Regions from separate parts of the Homo sapiens genome. Here region 2 is linked to region 1. A link is a loop called in an ENCODE intact Hi-C map of the cell type or tissue named here. Cell type or tissue: A673. All regions are shown on one strand. Links, peaks and the distances in the headings refer to the core of each region. The heading gives the core; the rest is flanking DNA.

Region 1 (11,229 bases), core at 1,135-9,134:
ATTTAACACAATTACAAGGAAACAACTCAATTAAAAAAATGGGCAAAGGACCTGAACAGACATTTCTCAAAAACAAAAAAACAAACAAAAAAAAAAAACAAAAAAAACATGGCTAACACACACATTTAAAAATGCTCAACATCACTAAAAATTAGGGAAATGCAAATTAAAATCACAATGAGATATTGCCTAACACCTGTTAGAGTGGCTACTATCAAAGTCAAAAGATAACAAAGTGTTGGCAAGTACCTGGAGGAAAAGGAATCCTTGTACACTATTGGTGAGAATGTAAAATGATACAGTCATTATGAAAAACAGTATGGAAGCTCCTTAAAAAACTAAAAATACCATATGATTTTTCTCTAACAAGTGATCCAGCAACCCCACTTCTGAGTATGTATCCAAAGAAAGTGAAATCGGTATGTCAAAGGGATGTCTTCATTCCCATGTTCACTCCAGCACTATTCACAATAACCAAGACATGGAATCAACCTAATGAACCTGGAAGACATTATGCTAAGTTAAAATAAGCCAGGCACAGAAAAAAATACCACATGATCTCACTTATATGTGGAATCTTATGAAAGTCCAACTCATAGAAGTACAGAGTAGAATGGCAGTTAACAGAGCCCAAGGGAAGAGGGGGTTGTGATGATAAGTTTCAGTGAGACAAGAGAAATAAATTTTTGAGATATATTGCACAGCAGGGTGACCATAGTTAATAAGGACATAATGTACATTTCAAAATATATTATAGCTAAGAGTAAATTTCAAATGTCTGACAACTGAGGTGATGTTAATTTGATTTAATCATTTCATGCTGTATATATACATATATACATATATATATACATATATATATATACATATATATACATATATATATACACACACATATATATATCAAAACATCACATTGCACCCCATAGATGTATACAATTATGACTTGTCAATTAAAAATAACTTAAAAAGAAATAAAAATTTATTTCTCTAAAGTAAATGTCTATGAGTAGATTGGTTGGCTCATACGGAAAAGTATATGTTTATCCTTTTAATAAACTGTCAAATTGGCTTCCAAAGTGGTTAAACAATTTTACATTCCCACATGCAGGAATATGATAGTTCCAGTTCCTATATATTCATACCAACATTTGCTCTTGTCAGACTTTTCCCATATCTTGCCATATGCATCTCGTCCATCTGGCTGTTCATCCATAACCTTTCTAATATCCTCTATAATAAACCAGTAAATGTAAGCAAAGTGTTTCCCTTAGTTCTGAGCTGCTCTGGTAAATTAGCTGAACTTGAAGAGGGGGTAGTGGGAACTCCAATTTATAGCTGATCAGTTGGAAGTACAGATAACAACTATTACTTTCTATTGGCATCTGAGGTGGAGGCAGTCTTATGAAACTGAGCCCTCAACCAGTGGAATCTGATGCTATCTCCAGGTAGACAGTATTAGAATTAAATTGAATTAGAGGACACTAAGCTGGTGTCTGCCAGAGAATGTGCTTCCAGAGAACTGCTTGGTCTGTGGGGATCATTCTCTGTTGAGTGAAAGAACAAGAGAAAGTACTTTTTTCTTCTTCTTTTGTTTTTTTTCCCCGAGACGGAGTTTTGCTCTTGTTGCCCAGGCTGAAGTGCAATGGCGTGATCTCAGCTTAATGCAACCTCCGCCTCCCAGGTTCAAGCTATTCTCCTGCCTCAGTCTCCCGAGTAGCTGGGATTACAGGCATGCGCCATCACACCCGGTTAATTTTGTTTTTTTAGTAGAGACGGGTTTATCCATGTTGGTCAGGCTGGTCTCGAACTCCCAACCTCTGGTGATCTGCCCGCCTCGGCCTCCCAAAGTGCTGGGATTATAGGCGTGAGCCACTGTGCCTAGGCTGAATCACCATTTTCAAACCTATGTTTGAAAAATCAAATACAGATGTTTTAATAAAAGACACTGCATGTTTAACATTAAAAACCAAATGCTAAAGACAAATTGCTAACATACATTACATGTATGTTTACAATTAAAACGTAGATACTGTTAAAATGTTTGGTGGCATAAATAAAATTACAGAGAAGTTTTCAAAAGGACTCAAACAGAAGGATTTTTAAATGTCTTAAATTTTTTTCTTATAATAAAATGTAAGTGAACTAACTACATTTGACATCACATTTTAAACATGTTAGCAGCATATAATAAATTTTGAAAGATTGGAAAACTTAGTTATTGTCACAACTGATATAATAAAGGAAAATCATGCAAGTGCAAATTTTGCTTATGTGTTCTCTTTTAAATCATACTGTGGCAAAGTTAAATTCTAACAGCAAGTGTTCTCTTATGGGTAACTGGTTCTGGCATACTAGCCCCAGGAAAATTTTTTCATAATTTTAGAGACATATCTTGGCCAGAGAAAATATTTAACTCTTTATACTTCTTTCTATATACATTTCATTCATTTTGACCTTTAATAACTAATTCACTATCAACATTTAAAATCTAGAAAACTACTATTTTTTAAATTGGGTACTTTTCACTCTAATACACACTAACTAACATGTAACAAGAAAGCAACATTTTCAGATGGGTATTAATACAATTGCCTTCAATTTGTATGTTTTTAAGTGCTAGTTAATCGTTAAGGCTATAAACTAATGGTCTAATAATTGCAACTTATCAAAACTTACTTGTATCTGATGGCTCTTTTTCTTAAAGCTCTTTTTTTTTTGAGACAGTATTGCTCTGTTGCAAAGGCTGGAGTGCACTGACGCAATCTTGGCTTACTGCAACCTCCACCTCCTGGGTTCAAGCGATTCTCCTGCCTCAGCCTCCCTAGTAGGTAGGATTACAGGCGCATGCCACCACGCCTGGCTAATTTTTGTATTTTTAGTAGATACGGAGTTTCACCATGTTGGCCAGGCTGGTCTCGAACTCCTGACCTTAGGTGATCCACTTGCCTTGGCCTCCAAAATACAGATGACTTTTACTTTCCTCTTTATTTTCCAAATCAGAAACACATACCAAAAAACAGTAAATATTTTGTTTAAATAAAACCTCACAACATTTAGAAATTTTATTGTTGGATGTTATAAGCCAACAATTTCAACTTAGTCTCATAAGCAATATAATCAAGTCATAAGAAAAGTTTACTTCTTTAGATTGAATTCAGTTCTCCCTGAATCTTTAAATCCCTACCTGTTCTGAAACAAGCACCCTCTTCATGTAGTAAAAGTTATACAGTAATAAATAAATGGCTCTGTTTAGATAAAAAGGAAGATGAAGTGTATCAGGTAATTATTAGTATCCAGAAAATATTATGATCATGTTCAAATTCACTTTCCCTCAGACATAGTCAAAATCTATGTATCAAGTCTTTGATCTCATTAAAGTTTTGAATTACTGAGCATTTATAAATGGCTAAAAACACCAATTCACATTTTGCATTTTCCCAGAAATTTTTCTAATACTAAAATTTACAGACAAATGTACCCCCTCAAAAAAGTTTTCCATTTTAAAGAACTAGAGATTCAAAGGTTTCTTCTACGTTGGGAACCCTAACAAAACGATACAGCCACCACTCAGGAACACATTTGACAGTTTCTTTAAAAACTAAACTTGGTGGCTCACACCTGTAATCCCAGCACTTTGGGAGGCCGAGGAGGGCAGATAACAAGGTCAGGAGTTCGAGACCAGCTTGACCAACAAGGTGAAACCCCGTCTCTACTAAAAATACAAAAATTAGCCAGGCATGGTGGTGCACACCTGTAATCCCAGCTACTCAGGAAGCTGAGGCAGGAGAATCGCTTGAACCTGGGAGGCGGAGGTTGCAGTGAGCCAAGATCACGCCACTGCACTCCAACCTGGATGACAGTAAAACTCTGCCTCAAAAAAAAAAAAAAAAAAAACCACCATGAAACATGTAACCACAATATAAACCCAGCAACTGCACTAATGGGCATTTATCCCAGACCAATAAAAACATGAAAATCTGTACATGAATATTTATAGCAGCTTTGTTCATAACAGCTAAAAACCATGAACAGGGGTTAAGGAGGGGTGACAACAGGAGAGAAGTGGGTGTTGCTATGATGGAAATATTCTGTATCCTGACTGTATCAATTAAATATTCTGGTTTTGATATTATATTATATTATAGTTTTGCGATATGCTACCATTGGGGGAAAATGGGTAAAGAGAACATGGGATCCCTATATTATTTTTTATAATTGCATATGAATCTATAATTATTTCAAAATAAAAGTTTTAATTTTTTTTTAAATACAGTATTTTAAGTGTGCTCTCCAACATCAATAATATCAAAGTCAAAGATCTCTTTCCCAGGAATTCACAATCTAAAGCAGACAACACACAAAAGTTTTAGTAAGTTTACTTATAATTTTCAAATAAGTGTATGAATACGCACAGTATTTGGGTATTGAAGTACACAGCGTGTGCTACTATAGAAAAGCATGTGAGTGTCTAAAAAAATACACTAAAACTCAAATGTATGCTAGCGTGCAGGCATAATACTTTAAAGTTTTCTTGAAAACATAAGAAAAGCAGCACAACAACAAAGCCATTAAGAAAATTTAAGATATTTGGCTGGGCACGGTGGCTCACACCTGTAATCCAAGCACTTTGGGAGGCCGAGGCGGGCGGATCACGAGGTCAGGAGATCGAGACCATCCTGGCTGACATGGTGAAACCCCATCTCTACTTAAAATACAAAAAATTAGCCGGGCGTGGTGGTGGGTGCCTGTAGTCCCAGCTACTTGGGAGGCTGAGGCAGGAGAATGGCATGAACCCAGGAGGCGGAGCTTGCAGTGAGCCGACATGGCACCACTGCACTGCAGCCTGGGCGACAGAGCAAGATTCCATCTCAAAAAAATATATATATATATAAGATACTTTGTTATACAATATAAATAATCTATAACCAAGATTAATCAATTGTTTTAGATTCTTTTCAGGTTGTAGTATTTATTATCACTTAATAATTTAAGTTTATCATTTTAAAGTAGATGATTTCTTCAAGTTATTTATTTTTCTGGATTCTGATTACAACACCATGAGCTGGCAAAACAGGAGTGTTCACACGCAGTTCAAAATAAGTCATGTACTTCATCTATGTACCACAATCACCAACTTTTAATCTTTGTATCTTTTAATCTAAAATACAACATTAATGCAGTCAAATAAAGCAAGGTTTTACTTGTAAATAATATTACAGCAAAACCACCATTACTTTTGCACCAACCTAAAATATTTAAAACAAGCTTTAAAATAAACATCTAGGTTTAATCTGGTATGTCTCCTATAAATCCTTCTCTTTAACCCATTTATGCCTAGTGTTCCATTATTGGAACGCTAAGCTTACAGGAGTTATTATTTTCCTACTGCTCAAGGTCATCGCCAAGGTCTGATTTTTCACAAAAAAAAAAAAAATTTGCAACCTCCAGCATAGATGGGTTAATAAACACATTCATCTATGATTCATTTAACAAATTATGGCACAAAGTACATTTTAGGTACTGTTCTAGGCTTAATACAGCAATGTATAAAACACACAAAAACTCTACATTCATGAAGCTTAAATTCCAAGGTGGGAAGACAGACAATAAAATAATAAGCAAAAAAGATACATGTTAGATGTTGATCAACTCCATGAAAAAAAGATACAGAGGTTTGGGACTGCAGGGGTATAAGTTACATGAAGGGTGACTGTTACTATGTGAGATAGATGTGGAAGGCCTCACAACAGTGACATTTCAGCAGTCTCAGTGAAATGAAACAGCAAGCCATGCAGATATCTAGCGATAAGAGCTCAAAACAGAGCGAACAGCAAGTATCAAAGTCCTGAAGAGAAAGCATGCTTGTCATGCTCACTCAACACCAGAGAGGGCAGTGTGGCTGAAGTGGAGAATGAGGAAGCAGACAGTGGTGGTAAAAGGAAGCCAGAGAAACATAAAGACCCCCCCATAACCACAGGCTTCTTGCAAACCTCGAAAAGAGCCCTACAAAATCTGTTCACATAGTCACTTTGGTAACATTGGCAAAAGTAAGGTATTTTAACCATAGATAGTTAAGATTACTATCATTTTACATTCTGATTTCTCTGTCACACTTCACCTTGTGATGAACAGCACTAGGTTTTGGAATCCAGCTTGCTAGTAGAGTTGAGTTTAGCAAGATATATTGAGTTTGGGTTTAGCATGATATATTCATTAATTTACTTTCCAGTTGCTTTTAGGTATAGAACATTGATTCCTAGTGGCTCATTAAAAGAGTGGCAACCAGGCACGGTGGCTCACGCCTGTAATCCCAGCACTTTGGGAGGCCGAGGCGGGCAGATCACTTGAGGTCAGGAGTTCCAGACCAGCCTGACCAACATGGTGAAACCCCGTCTGTACTGGAAATACAAAAATTAGCCAGGCATGGCAGTGTGCGCCTGTAATCCCAACTACTCTGGGGACTGAGGCAGGAGAATCGTTTGAACCCAGGAGGCAGAGGTTGCAGTGAGCCAAGATCATGCCGCCGCACTCCAGCCTGGGTGACAGAGCCAGACCCTGTCTTGAAAAAAAAAAAAAGAGTGGCTTCCAGGAATACTCTACTGTCTACTGTGCCAACTTACCCCGTCAATGACACAAAGGTGAAGAACCAGAGGCCATAATGATATATAGATACATCCTAGGGTGCCAAGCCCTGAAAATATGTGGGTAATGAAAAAGAAATAAATTTAAAATGCACATGGCTAAAAGACAGATGGTTAAAACTTCTACCAATCATCAGACATGCAATGTAGTAAGCAGAAGATCTGACTCTTATCAAAGCCTAGCCAAAATCCAACTTATCTCCTGTCAAGGAAATGAAGTGAATACAATTATAATTATTATAAATGCAACATAACTTTGTAGGGTTTTTTCCCAATGGAAACTGTACTACAGAAAATTTTTTAGAATGCCTATGTTTGAGAATCACTACCTGTATCAGTATTCAAAAAAGGTGACTGTGTATTAAGTAACATGGTTTTAACTATTCCAAATATGAATAATTATTAAAGCATATGTGATCAATAATGCAAGAAGAAAGACTGAAATATCTTTTTTATTTTCTCTGTATAAAATGATATTATAGGCTGCTGGGGAGGGCAGGAAAGCCGCACCCACCCAGCAAGGGCTCCGTGACTGGGTTCCCAGGACTGTCGAAGGAAGGTATAACTGGGTGGGAGGGTGGGTAGCTTATGCTCTCCAAGACTGCCTTTCCAAACTCTTTGACACCTAAGAAAAGGTGAACAAGTTCTATTTTCAAGAGAAGATGGCTTTTAACAGTTTTGAAGGATCTAAAGCTGTGTATCTGCAGACATCAATAAGGACGAAGAATTTGTAGAAGAGTTTAACGGATAAAAAACTTTTGCTAGTTTTCCAAGTAGTAGTCCTGTTTCAGCATCAACACTGGCACAAGTAGGTTTTCTTTATATTGGTGAAGGAGACACCATGTGGTGCTTTAGTGGTCATGCAGGAGTAGAGAGAAGGCAATATGGAGACTCAACAGTTGGCAGACACAAGAAAGTATCCCAAATTGCAGATTACCAACGGCTTTTTTTTTTTTTTTTGAGATGGAGTCTCACTCTGTTGCCCAGGCTGGAGTGCAGTGGCGCGATCTCGGCTCACTGCCAGCTCCACCTCCCGGGTTCACGCCATTCTCCTGCCTCAGCCTCCTGAGTGGCTGGGACTACAGGCACCCACCACCATGCCCAGCTAACTTTTTGTATTTTTAGTAGAGACGGAGTTTTACTGTGTTAGCCAGGATGGTCTCGATCTCCTGACCTCGTGATCTGCCCACCTCAGCCTTCCAAAGTGCTGGGATTACAGGTGTGAGCCACCGCTCCCGGCCGGCATTTACTTTTAAAATAGTGACACAAAACCTGCAAATCCTAGTATCCAAAATGGTCAGTACAAAGTTGAAAACTGGGAAACAGTAATCAATTTGCCTTAGGCAGGCCATCTGAGATTCATGCAGATTATCTTTTGATAACCGGACAGGCTTAAATGTATCAGATACCATATACCCAAGAAACCCAGAAACCCATCATGTATAGTGAGGAAGCTCAACTATAGTCATTCCAGAACTGGCCAAACTATGCCCACTTAACCCCAAGAGAGAGAGTTAGTGCTGAACTCTAATACACAAGTATTGATGACCAAGTGCAGTGCTTTTATTGTGGTAGAAAACTGAAAAATTGGGAACCTTATAGTGCTGGCTGGTGGCAGAAGAACATAGGCAACACTTTCTTAATTGCTTCTTTGTTTTCGGCCAGAATGTTAATATTTGAAGTGAATCTGACATTGTTGAGTTCTGATAGGAATTTCCCCAATTCAACAAATCCTCTGAAGAAATCCATCCATGGAGCATTATGAAGCACAGATCATTACTTTGGGGATGTGGATGTACTCAGTTAACAAGCAGCAGCATGCAGGAGCTGAATTTTATGCTTTAGGTAAAGGTGATAAAGTAAAATGCTTTTGCTGTGGAAGAAGGCTAACTGATGGAAACCCATTGAACACCCCCGGGAACAACATGCTAAGTGGTATCCAAGGTGTAAATATCTATTACAGGAGAAGAACAAGAATATATAAGTAATATCCATTTAACCCATTCACTTGAGGAGTCACTGGTGAGAAGTGCTGAAAAAAATGTCATCACTAACTATAAGAATGGATTATACCATCTTTCAAAATCCTATGTTACAAGAAGCTACACAAATGGGATTCAGTTTAAAGAATATTGAGAAAATAATGGAAGAAAAAATTCAAACATCTGGGAGCAACTATAAGTCACCTGAGGTTCTGGTTGCAGATTCATTGAGTGCTCAGAAAGACACAAGATGAATCAAGTCAGACTTCACTGCAAAAAGATACGGGGTCTCATTATGTTACCCAGGTTGGTCTTGGGCTACTGCCCTCAAGCAATCCTCCCACCTCAGCCTCTCAAGTAGCTGGAACTACAGGCCCATACCACCACACCTAGCCTATACTGTAATTTCTAATGAGACAGAGGAAAGACTAGGCGGAGGGAATTGAAAGAAGTAGTATTGAAAAAAGGGGAGAAGAAGTAATGAGGAGCTCCAGATCCAGAGTCTGCCAGTAATAGCACAGAACTCATTCCAAGACCTCTAAATTACTGAAAAATTATAACAAAATGAGAAATATATCAAACACAGAATTGGTCCTAGGCTGTAAGAAGAAAATGAGAGACAAATAATAAGAACCTGTAGCGTGACGGCTTCAGAAAAGTATTATATAGGAACTGAAAAGGAAGTCTAGCCATATGTAATTTGGTTTTTGGGGAATAAAGTTTACATTGACATTCAAACATTCCAAGCAGTCTCCAAACAAAGCTGGTGACACCAAAGCAATCAAAGTTTCACGACCAATTAAAAACCCAGAGTCTATTATTTTAGAAATAAATGAAAGATCACGATGGAAATTCCTTGTATAAAATCAGTATTGTCTCAGTAATTTTTTAAAAGAAAATTATAATATAAAATCATATGAAGAAATGAATGGAGTTTATAACCAATATATGAAGGAAAAAAGTACTGTGGAGGTATGTTAGATGAATATTTACGTAACATTTAATTAACATAAAATCTGGATTTTATGTTAAGTCTGGTGTTTATCATCTTTTTAAAATTAAAATATCATCACTCAAACTGAATTTTTACTGGACAGGTTCAGCATTAAAAACAAGTAAATTGGCCGGGTGTGGTGGCTAATGCCTGTAATAACAGCACTTTGGGAGGCTGAGGCAGGCAGATCACGAGGTCAGGAGTTCACGACCAGACTGACCAACATGGTGAAACCCCGTCTCTACTAAAAATACAGAAAAAATTAGCCAGGCGTGATGGTGCACACCTGTAATCCCAGCTACTCAGGAGGCTAAGGCAGGAGAATCACTTGAACCCAGGAGGCAGTGGTTGCAGTGAGCCAATATCACACCACTGCATTCCAGCCCGGGTGACAGAGCGAGACTCCATCTCAAAAAATAATAATAATAAATAAAAACAACAAGTAAATTGGCTGGGCAAAGTGGCTCTTGCCTATAATCACAGCACTTTGGGAGGCCAAGGCAAAAGGATCACTCGAGCCCAAGAGTCTGAGACCAGCGTAGGCAACATCCCATCTCTACAAAAATAAAAGTAAAAAAAAATAGCCGGACATTGTGGTACATGCCTGTGGTCCCAGCTACTTGGGAGGGTGAGGTAGGAGGATTGCTTGCGCCCAGGAGTTCAAGCTGTAGTGAGCCGTGATCACACCACTGTACTCCAGCCTGGGCAATACAATGAGACCAAAAACATAAAATAAATAAAATAAATGGAAACAGGTAAATAGATGAGTTAACTTGAAGACAAATCTGAAAAGATAACCAGAATTCAGCACAAAGAGATGAAAAAGTAGGAAAATGTTAAAGAGTGATTAAGAAAATATGAAGAGGGACATAACAATGTTTAACATGTATCTCAAAGGAGTTCCAAAACAATAGAATATAGAGAATGGGGAGAAGCAAGATTCAAAGAGGGGATGGATAAGAATTTAATTCCAGAACTAACCATGAATTCTCGGACTACAAAAGCTGAGTTCTGATCAAGCTAAATAAAAATAAATCTATATCCTAGTAAACCCAATATGCCAAAAATAAATTCTTCAAAAGTAAATCTTAAAAAAAAATTTGAGAAAAAAAGAGAGATTACCTAAAAAGTAAAACCAACAGACTACAAAAAGTAAAAAAAAGTAACCACAGAGAACAAAGATAAAGGATTATCTTTAAATCACTGTCAATCTAGAATTCTATACCCAGCAAGATTGTCATTAATTCAACAAATATTTATCAAATCTCTATTACATGACAGACTCTATTTAGAAGCTCAAAAGCTTACATCCTAGTAAGAATTCTTTCAAGGAGAATAATGCCAAAAAGAAATCCTGCTCTCCTGCTGTCCTGAAATTTCCATTTCATTACAATTAAAAGTCCTTAGAACTCCTAATTTTCTGGAGTATTTTAAAATAAATTTACTTGATGGCATACCCTAGGCTTTCTTAATTGGTGGTCCATGAACACTCTGAAATGAAATTTAGGTATCATTCCTTACATGAGCAGTTTTCTATACAGAATGTCCACATATGTCATCAGATTCTCAAAGAGGTCTATGACTCAAAAGGGGTTACACCCACTTTTCT
Region 2 (11,229 bases), core at 1,781-9,780, 180 kb before region 1:
CTTCAGAGTCCTTCTTTTACTCATTAAACTAGAAGGAAACTCAAATATTCATTAAATATTACATGATATATCTTTATTCACTCAACATTAATTGAGCATCTAATATACAGAAGACATTGTGTTGCTGATCACTTGAAGAATGCAAAGGTAGCTTTTTAAGAGCTACTCTATTTGTACTTCATGAGTTCAGCTCTAAATTTCTTTTATTCAGCATTTTACATCATCTACCTCAAATTATTCAATTGGAGTAAAGTGTTACATACATGCTAAAGCACAATTAAATATGTGAAAAGATTCAGTTAGCAAAAAATAAAGAAAAATTGGATTTAAAATAGTGCACATTGATAATTCTTAAAATATTCTATTCTATTCTGATTATATCAGCCATCTAAGTCACTCAGTATCAAAATTAAAAGTTACATTATTTTATGTGAACAAAATTAATTAAAACAGAAAATGCTGAAAGTTCAAGTGTAAACATTTATGTTGGAGTTATGAAAAGAATGACATATAACAGTTACAGACAATAGCTGGAACTTCAAAATTCTGATTAGTCTTGTTACCGTAAGCATAAATTTAATCAGAGTGAATACAATTGAAAAGTTTAATTTGAAAGTCAAAAAGGAACCAGGATGCCTATTTAAATGCCTCTAATTTGTGACTCCCAATTCTCTTTATTCTAAAGAAAATTCATGCAATTTTATGTAGTCTTGCAGCCCACCATGCCCGAGCCCCACCCCCACCCCGTGGTGTGCTCCCACACAGCCCCAGCCTCTCTGACGGGCGCCGCCCCCTGCTCTGTGGCCCCCGGTCCCATCGACCGCCTAAGGGCTGAGTAGTGCAGGCGCGCAGCACGGGACTGGCAGGCAGCTCCGCCCGTGGCCCTGGCGCAGGGTCCACTAGGCGAAGCCAGCTGGGCTCCTGAGTCGGGTGGGGACTTGGAGAACTTTTATGTCTAGCCAGAGGATTGTATATGCACCAATCAGTACTCTGTGTCTAGCTCGGGGTTCATGGATGCACCAATCAGCACTCTGTAGCTAGCTAATCTGGTGGGGACTTGGAGAATATGTCTAGCTAAAGGATCGTAAATACACCAATAAGCACTCTGTGTCTAGCTCAAGGTTTGTAAACACACCACTCAGCACCCTGTGTCTAGCTCAAGGTTTGTAAATGCACCAATCAGTGCTCTGTGTCTAGCTAATCTAGTGGGGACTTGGAGAACTTTTATGTCTAGCTAAAGGATCGTAAATACACCAATCAGCATTCTGCGTCTAGCTCAAGGTTTGTAAACGCACCAATCAGCACCCTGTGTCTACCTCAAGGTTTGTAAATGCACCAATCAGCACTCTGTAACTAGCTAATCTGGTGAGGACTTGGAGAACTTTTATGTCTAGCTAGAGGATTGTAAATGCACCAATCAGCACTCTGTGTCTAGCTCAGGGATTATAAACGCACCAATCAGCACCCTGTCAAAACGGACCAATCAGCTCTCTGTAAAACGGACCAATCAGCTCTCTATAAAATGGACCAATCAGCTGTCTGTAAAATGGACCAATCAGCAGGATGAGGGTGGGGCCAGATAAGGGGAAAAAAGCAAGCTGCCAGAGTCAGCAGTGCCAACCTGCTCGGGTCCCCTTCCACGCTGTGAAAGCTTTGTTCTTTCGCTCTTTGCAATACCTCTTGCTGCTGCTCACTCTTTAGGTCCGCACTTCTTTTATGAGCTGTGACACTTACTGCAAAGGTCTGCAGCTTCACTCCTGAGGCCAGCGAGACCATGAACCCAACAGGTGGAATGAACAACTCTGGGTGGGAGGAACGAACAACTCCAGACGTGCCACCTTAAGAGCTGTAACACTTACCATGAAGGTCTGCAGCTACACTCCTGAAGCCAGTGAGTCCATGAACCCACCAAAAGGAAGAAACTCTGAACACATCCGAACATCAGAAGGAATAAACTCCAGACACACCATCTTTAAGAACTGTAACACTCACCGCGAGGGTCTGCAGCTTCATTCTTGAAGTCAGTGAGACCAAGAACCCACCAATTTCAGACATAGTTTTAATTAAATTTTTCTTATTCTGTTTTTAAAAACCCACGTAAAAGAATACACTAGATTTTGTAATTAATTTTCCAACCCATTTTCAAGTATAGAGCTTACCTTAGTACTAACTTATAATTTAGTATTTGACACATGATCAACAATTGTACATTTTGATTGATGCTTGCTTATCATACGATTACCAAGAAAATATTAACATGAAATTACTTTCAGACTTTTATTTTTGTTTTGTTTTGAAAAATGTTCAATATTCTAATCACATAAGTATATTCCAATAGGTTAAATTGATTATTTCAATTTACTATGCAAAACTTGTAGTGTGTGGTTAATAGATTACATGGCTTATATACATACAAAAGGTTTTCATGTTAAATTTTGTTTGAATAATAAAATGGACTAAGAGAGTTCAGTTTCAGCCTTCATATGGCACTTAGTATGAGAAAACTCAACTACTAATGTTGTATCCCTATTTTAAGAAAACTCACATACAAATATCTGAACTTGAAATAGCAAGAAATTAAGAAATTTGGGGAAGATTATTTTGTTTCCTTTATGAACACATTATATCTTCAATAACTTCCAATAGAATTCCTTTAAATAGTGAAATTCCCCAGTGTATTAAAAATATTATTTTCTATTCTGATAAATATTTCACAGTACATTTATTTCATACAGAATGGAACACTGATACTTGGCTTTGTCTTCAAGAGCCCAAGCAAAGCTGCTGAAGCAGGCCGCAGTTATGGGTAATCAAGTGAGATTCTAAGTCCCCAGACGATAATTGTGCACTTTTTTCTGGTGTGTCCTAACTATAAATTGGAAACAGTTGGACTAAAACTTACAGCAACAACTCCAATAGAATCAGATTTCTCCTTAAACTTGGAGAAGCTGGAACTGTTTCTGCTTTAAAGTCCAAACTAGGAAGGTCATGTTCCAAAGCAGCCTTAAATTGCTAAGAAACCAAGAATCACCTTCAGACTGTTTCTAAAAGAAATGTTAATCAGAATAAATTTCCTTCTGAAAATGAACTGGTAATAGTAACACTAGTCAAACTTTAAAATAGTTGTAAAAGGAGCAGATTGTGGTTTCATTGGACCTAAACTGAAAGGCCTGTTTGCAGTTCCCAAGGAAATGGCATGAGTGCAGACTTAACAAATTAACTATAGGCAACAACCAAAAAAATATCAAATAATGTTTCATGTAAATCCAAGGAAAAATTTAGCAAGTGTCTTAAAATTATGGCATTGCTACGAACCAAAATTATTTACATTAAACAAAATTATAATCACAATTCTGAACCAATCTATTTTTTAAAGACCTCAAGACAAACAAATACTTTCAGTTTTTTCCCTTCTACAAACATAGTGAAAAATATGAAAACAAATGTTTTCAATTAAACAGAATCTTCGAATCAACATTAATTTCTTTTCTTTTTTTATTTTTTGAGATGGAGTCTCGCTCTGTCACCCAGGCTGGAGTGCAATGACGCGATCTCGGCTCACTGCAACCTCCACCACCCAAGTTCAAGCCAGTTCTCTGCCTCAGCCTCCCAAGTAGCTGGGATTACAGGCGCCCGCCACCACGCCCAGCTAATTTTTGTATTTTTAGCAGAAACAGGGTTTCACCATCTTGGCCTGGCTGGTCTTGAACTCCTGGCTGCATGATCCACCTGCCTTGGCCTCCCAAAGTGCTGGCATTACAAGGCGTGAGCCACCGCACCCAGCCCCATTAATTTATTTTCAAATGCATATTGGCATATATGTCAGTAAAATAATATAGCAATCTGTTTTCATATTGAACAAAATGAGCAGCTATTCAAAACTATAACAGGCTAAAATTTTTCATAAATTTATGCTTATTTGATACCAAAGTTAAATAAAATATGCATCTCCTAGTAATGGAGCAAAAACAACATTTTGTAAGCTTTTCCAAACTACTATTCTCTTTTTCTTTTCTTTTTTTTTTTTTGAGATGGAATTTCACTCTTGTTGCCCAGGCTGGAGTGCAATGGCACGGTCTCGGCTCACTGCAACCTCCACCTCCGGGTTCAAACAATTCTCCTGTGTCAGCCTCCCAAGTAGCTGGGATTACAGGCACCTGGTACCACACCTGGCTAATTTTGTATTTTCAGTAGAGACAGGGTTTCACCATGTTGGCCAGGCTGGTCTCGAACTCCCGACCTCAGGTGATCCACCTGCCTCAGCCTCCCAAAGTGCTGGGATTACAGGCAGCCACTGCATCTGGCCAGAAGCTACTATTTTCTGATTAGCTGAAGACTTATAGAGTATCCTGACCCCCAAGAAAGAGAAACATTTAATTTCAAATACTCCAGCTTACATCCTCTCAAAGATTTTGAACTTAATCTGTGGTATGAATAATAGAAATTGGGAGAGTCAACACATAATGGAATCTTGCTAGCCCATAGAATGGTATTAGAAAAATAAAATATTGGAACAAAAGTAACATGAGAGAATTATATTATATAGATTAAGAAACCAAGGCCCAAGGAGGTTAAGTGATCAAATTGTAAATACATCCCAATCACCTAACTGTCTGTACCTGCTGAAGTCTCAACAGTGAAGATGAAATATTACAGACAAGTAAAGGGATCTTGGACAATATAAAAGAAAACACAAATCACCTAAATGAAGTAGAGAACAATGGTCTTCCAACTGGTTTTATGCAAAGACTTTACAAGGGACAACAGGCATGGATAGTTTTAAAGAAACCAGTGTTGGCCGGATGCGGTGGCTCACGCCTGTAATCCCAGCACTTTGGGAGGTCGAGGCGAGTGGATCACCTGAGAGTCAGGAGTTCGAGACCAGCCTGGCCAAGATGGTGAAATCCCTTCTCTACTAAAAATACAAAAATTAGCCGGCCATGGTGGCTCGTGCCTGTAATCTCAGCTACTTGGGAGGCTGGGACAGGAGAATCGCTTGAACCCGGGAGGCGGAGGTTGCAGTGAGCCGAGATTGCATCATTGCACTCCAGGCTGGGCAACAAGAGCAAAACTCCAACTCAAAAAGAAAAGGCAAAAAAAAAAATGAACCAATGTCCAGTTGCTCACTTCCACATGTTCTCCTATCTAAACATGATTTGCCTGAGTGTGTACCATTGGTCAAGACTTCATGCTGGCTTCTCTTATCCACCTCCCCTTCATAAAAGCTTTTCACTTTAGAAATATAATTCTTGGTCCCCACTCCAGACCTCCTGAATTCAGAAATTCTAAGTGTGGGGCCCAACAATCTCTGCAACTTGTGTTTTAACAAAATCTCCACAGGATTCTTAAAAATGCTAAAGCTTGAAAACCACTGAGCTAAGTTATGTTGCAGTAACAAAATGTCAATGCCTTTTAACAAAAAAAGTTTATTTTCTGCTCACGCTACATGTCAAACAAGAGTTAGCTATGGCTCAACTACGTGAAATCTTCATTTTGTACCTTAGGGTAACAGAGAAACTTTATCTGCAAATGCTGATTGTCACAGCAGAGAAAAAGAACAAACATAGGAAACTGTGTTCTGACTTAAAGATTTTGCTCATAAGTATACATAAATCATTTCCACTCATATTTCTTTAGCCAAAACATGTCGTAACTCCAGGCATGATGTCAATAGGGAAGGGAAGTATAAAGTTTCTCCAGGGAGGGGCAGCAAAGGTTTTTGAACAATAACACAGTCTACCATACACGCCAAGTATATAATTGTTGAAGATCAACTGTATTTGTTTATATTTAAGAAAATTCAAAGCACAATTTCTTTTTCTTCATAAAATACTATCAATAGTCTTTTTCACAATAACTTTTTTCACTTTAAGTGTGATAATATTTAAAATCTTTCTGGTACTGGTTTCAGAAATAGGATAGTCTACAACACATCAATTAGTATTTTACACTATATGTGAATACATAAACGTGTTTGTCTGCATGTGTCCCCAGTGCCTAGTACAGTGCATAGTACATGAGTAACTCAAGAAATATATGTTGAAAGAAATTTTTGTCCATGTAATCACTGAAAAAAACTGCATTTTTATATTAACTATTTCTATTTGGGTGCCAAGTTTCTTGTAGTTGTTTCTTTGACAGCAATTGTAGGGTTTTTTGTTTTGTTTTGATTTTCCATTTCTAAAGAAATTTGTTTATTTTACATCAAGTACCTCTATACTCATTAACAACTCCCAGAGATCATCCTTAATATAAAGTTCCATTAGTTTCTTTATATTGATAATGTGCTATGAATTTACATTTAGACATAAACATACATACTCTAAATAGGGGCTTCCAGTCTTTTCTTAATTAGGAGCTATTTCTTAATACCACAAATGAAATGGAACAGTGATTATAGTATGAATTTATCAAATCCAAAAGGCAGGAAGGCGGATACGGCTGATAGGCATGTTCATCACGCTACCAGGAACTGAAATCCAGCAAAAGAGGTGAGACCATAAAGTCTATAGGTTGGAGTGTTGTTCACCTTTACATCATTTATTCACTCCTTCACACAGTTAAGTATTTCATAAGTATTTATAAAGAGTTGACAATGTGCCAGGCAGGTTGCAAGTGCTGAGGACAGCCATTGCCGATGGCTTCAGGAATTCACAATCCAGAAGGTATAGGTACAATCAAATAATGATATTACATTATAGAAAGTACTTTAATATAAAGTACACAGTGCTTTAGGAGCACAAAGCAAGTGTGTCTGACATTGATTTTGGTGTCATGAAGGCTGTTCAGAAAAAGACATTTAAGGTGCTATAAAAAAGAAGTAGAGGAAGAAAGCAGGGAGGAAAAATACATATAAGACTTAGAAAAAAGAAAACACTGGATATTCTGAGAACTGAGAGGTTTAATATGACTGTAACACAGAGACATGGAAACCAAATGGAGAAAGACTGGCACATGTCACACCATGCCAAAAACGAATTTGAACTTTACTTCTAAAGCAAAAGGTCCTGCTACTCAGAGGAATGACATAACCAGACCTATGTTTAACAAAGATACTCCAGGTTTGATGTTCATGACCTATTACCAAATCTCACTCCATTGTTTATTTTTAAATTATAATCTCATTTGGTACTATTTGTTTAAACTTTTTAAATGACAGCCTACACGCTGAATTTTTGAAAGCAACTGATATTAATGCCATCTAAACATATACTTTGTTCTTTATTTTAAAAGATTAAACCACACATTAACTTTAAGACATATTTTAATAACTTTTTGATAGATTAACAAATTAGTTTAAAAATAATAACCTTCAAAATTACAACTAAGTAAAGATGCCTACATAAAATATCAAACTTAATTAAACTATAAAATTCAGGTAATTAATACTAGTTGTTTTAACAAACTAATCACAAAATCTTGATGCCTCCACATAATAAAGGTCTGCTTATTTATCACTATTCACTCAGGCATTCATCCAGGCTGTCTCTGACACAAAGAGTAACCTCATTTCAGTCAGCTATAATGTCGTTCTAGATATTGTTCTGTGTGTATGTGAATAATAAAGTCACATCATTAATGTATTGTGGGGACAGGGAAGAATGATGAAAGCCAAGACTATACCAATAAGTTACATGAGGTGGAGTAAGCAATATACTTTTTTGTAATTACCACTATGTCCACAGATCTATGAAGCAAATATTATTCATTTACACAATCATATATCTGTTCAACAAGCAATTATTAAGCACTGAGGCAGTAGAGTTAAAAGCGAGGGCTATAGATTCAGAGAAGCAAGTTGTTTACATTCTGAGCCTGTTTCTCCACCTGTAAAATGCAAATAATAGGACCTACATCATGTGATTATTGTACTAAGCACTCAAGAAATGTTATTTATTATTACTACTGCTGCTGCTATTACTAAAACAAACACAACTACAAAGATGAGGGTATAGCAGTTGCTGTCTTACACACTGAGACTACAAGAAAAATTTAACAGTTCCTACCCATAGCAAGCTCATAGGCTTAAACTCTAAGGTGAAACAGTGAGCCACAGACAGAAAAAAAGAAGTAGACACACCATCTCCCCTGAAATTAACACCATGATCTAAAAGATGTATCACTACAGGCCTTCCTCCAAAGATACAAACTGATATAATCATACTAGTACACAATCATTTACTAATTGAGGATAATGGTACATGTGATATAAATTGCCAAATGAAAAAAAAATGACCTGAACTAGAAATGAGTCCATCAACATGTGAATGCATAAACAAATTGTGGCATATCCATATAATAAAATACTGCTCAGCTATAAAGAAGAACAAACTACTAATACACTCAACAAAATAGATGAATTTCAAAAAAAAAAAAATGCTGAGAAGCAGCCAGACACAAAGGTGCATACTGTATGATTCCACTGGTGTGAAATTCTAGAAAAAAGTTTCATAATCTAAAGTGACAGAGAGCAGATCCATCTGTTCCTGCTATCAGGGATGAGAGGAGAGATAGAAACCGACTACAAAAAAATGCACAAAAGAAATTTTAAAGAATGATGAAAATATTCTGAATTTGACCTTGGGGGTGGTTACATTTGTCAAAACTCATAGAACTCATAGAGTATACTCTTCAAATGTGTATATTTTTATTGTATATAAATTATAACTCAAAGTTAATTTTCAAAGAATGAAAATTATGTGGTTCATGCCTGTAATCCCAGCACTCTGGGAGACCGAATCGGGCAGATCACTTGAGGTCAGGAGTTCGAGACCAGCCTGGGCAATGTGGCAATGTGGTGAAACCTTGTCTCTACTAAAAATACAAAAATTATCTGGGCGTGGTGGCAGGCACCTGTAATCCCAGCTAATAGGGAGGTTGAGGCAGGAGAATCACTTGAACCCGGGAGATGGAGGTTGCAGTGAGCAAAAATCGTGCAGCCTGGGTGACAGAGTGAGACTCTGTCTCAAAAAAAAAAAAAGAACGAAAATTTGCCTGAATCAGTAACAGAACTAGAGGTAAAAAATTATATATTTTAGAGATTACAAATGTATATGTGTTATGAAACACATTACACTTTATGAAATTCAAAGAATAAAGAAATTGCTCAAAACTAAAGAATCAAAGATGGTTTTAGGGAAAAGATATCATTTGTGCAGACTGAATTTTTTAGTATAGAGGTAACAGTAAGGATGCAAAGGCTAGCAAAGGATACAAGGTAAAAGCCTGAGGAACATCACCATAGCTTGAGTTGAGTGAAGAGAATTCTATACAGGTAGAGCAAGGCTAGACAATGGAAGGACTTGGTCCAAGAATTTAGACTGTCCTGAAGGCAATAGGAAATCACAGAGGATTTCTGAACAGAATGACATAATCATAGCTATGCATTACAAGGGAAAAATAGATAAAATGTTTTAAATCATCTATAGATCTATTAGAAAGTGACTGACTCCAGAGTATCATTAAGAAGCAAGTTTAGGTCACAGGGTAGACAATTAAAGTCTTTCTAATTTATAAAAGTAACATTTTATGTTAAGAGTTGGCCGGGCATGGTGGCTCACGCCTGTAATCACAACACTTTGGCAGGCTGAGGAGGGCAGATCACCTAAGGTTAGGAGTTCGAGACCAGCCTGGCCAATATGGTGAAACCCTGTCTCTATTAAAAATACAAAAATTAGCCAGGCGTGGTGGTGGGCGCCTGTAATCCCAATTACTAGGGAGGCTGAGGCAGGAGAATTGATTGAACCCAGGAAGTGGAAGTTGTAGTAAGCCAAGATTGTGCCACTGAACTCCAGCATGGGGGACAAAAGCAAAACTCTGTCTCAAAAAAAAACAAAAAACAAAAACAGAGTTGTTTACTACTGCTTATTCTCAGAGTACAGCAAATGTGATCCAATACGGCAGTTTCACGTTTTTAAAAATCTTGTTTTTGGGCCAGGCACAGTGGCTCACACCTGTAATCTCAGCACTTTGGGAGGCCAAGGCAGGTGGATCACTTAAGGCCAAGAATTCAAGACCAGCCTGGCTAACATGGTGAAACCTCATCTCTACAAAAATACAAAAATTAGCCAGGCATGGTGGCACAAATCTGTAATCCCAGCTACTCAGGTGGCTGAGGAACAAGAATCGCTTGAACCCGGGAGGTGCAGGTTGTAGTGAGCTGAGATCACACCACTGCACTCCAGCCTGGGCAACAAAGCGAGACTCGGTCTCAAAAAAATCTTGTTTTTACATAATGTTAGCAATACTTCTGGGTAAGAAATGTTGGGTAAAAAATACATATATTGAAACCTTCAAAATTTTATTAATCCTAAAAATTCATAATATAAATTCTGCAGTTTTATTCTCCTACTCCAAAGTTCCATAAATATTAAATTATTTTTTAAAAAAAAGCCAGGTAAAGTGGCTCACGCCTGTAATCCCAGCACTTTGGGAGGCCGAGGCAGGCGGACCAACTGAGGTCAAGAGTTCAAGACCAGCCTGGCCAACATGGTGAAACCCTGTCACTACTAAAAATACAAAAATTAGCCAGGCATGGTGGCCTCGCATGCCAGTAATCCCCACTACTTGGGAGGCTGAGGCAGGAGAATCACTGGAACCCGGGAGGCAGAGGTTGCAGTGAGTCGAGATCACGCTACCGCGATACAGCCTGGGTGACAAAGCTAGACTCCATCTCAAAAAAAAAAAAAAAAAAAAATTCACAAACACACTAAAAGAAGTTTTGTATAACTTATGAATATAAAATTCTATGCGTTACATTCAATGAAATCTCTCCCAGTGAATACACACACACACACACACACAAACACTCTTATATAAACTTAAGTATATATGTGTGTGTATATATATATATATATAAACTTTTGATAGTAATGTACTAGAGTAACAAAATTGGCTAAAAGTCTAAGATTAAAGTAAGAAGACCTGATCAGAGCTTTGATGCTCTCAGAAATCAAATTCTGATGCAGTTACAACTCAAGTTCTAAAAATTGGCCAGTTTTGGTTAAGTACTTGACATCACAGAACTTCAGTTTCCTCAAATGTAAAATCAGATACTATTACTTACTATATAAGACTGTTATGAAAACTAAAGAATATTATACAGTCTGAAACAGAGAAAATGATCAAGAACAATGTATTGAGGATTAAATGTTTATAATAAAAGAGTTATAAAAATCTCAAAACTACTCACTCAACATAGGATTTATGTGCGTTAGTGTCCAGTCTTTA

The links. Hi-C counts contacts between places; a loop is a spot of excess contacts. Peaks named below come from ENCODE experiments on the same cell type or tissue, not always from the same donor. Only the 100,000 strongest peaks of a DNase experiment are listed, where the experiment ranks them.
Region 2: it touches region 1 in a loop (4-fold over the local background); 16 of 110 quality-filtered maps call a loop at or near these places.

The regions. Positions count from the first base shown.
Region 1 is chr11:87,092,351-87,103,579 of GRCh38, reverse strand. All of the region lies in intron 4 of TMEM135 (transmembrane protein 135), which reads right to left. It also overlaps the pseudogene XIAPP2. Among named protein-coding and RNA genes, the nearest start is that of TMEM135, 60 kb to the right of the region's middle. In A673, for the core only: CTCF peaks have their summits at 5,889 and 7,496; DNase peaks (open chromatin) are centred at 5,869 and 7,469; H3K27ac peaks cover 565 bases.
Region 2 is chr11:87,276,133-87,287,361 of GRCh38, reverse strand. The region is part of intron 6 of TMEM135 (transmembrane protein 135); the gene reads right to left. Among named protein-coding and RNA genes, the nearest start is that of TMEM135, 240 kb to the right of the region's middle. In A673, for the core only: a CTCF peak has its summit at 5,675; a DNase peak (open chromatin) is centred at 5,671; H3K27ac peaks cover 5,927 bases.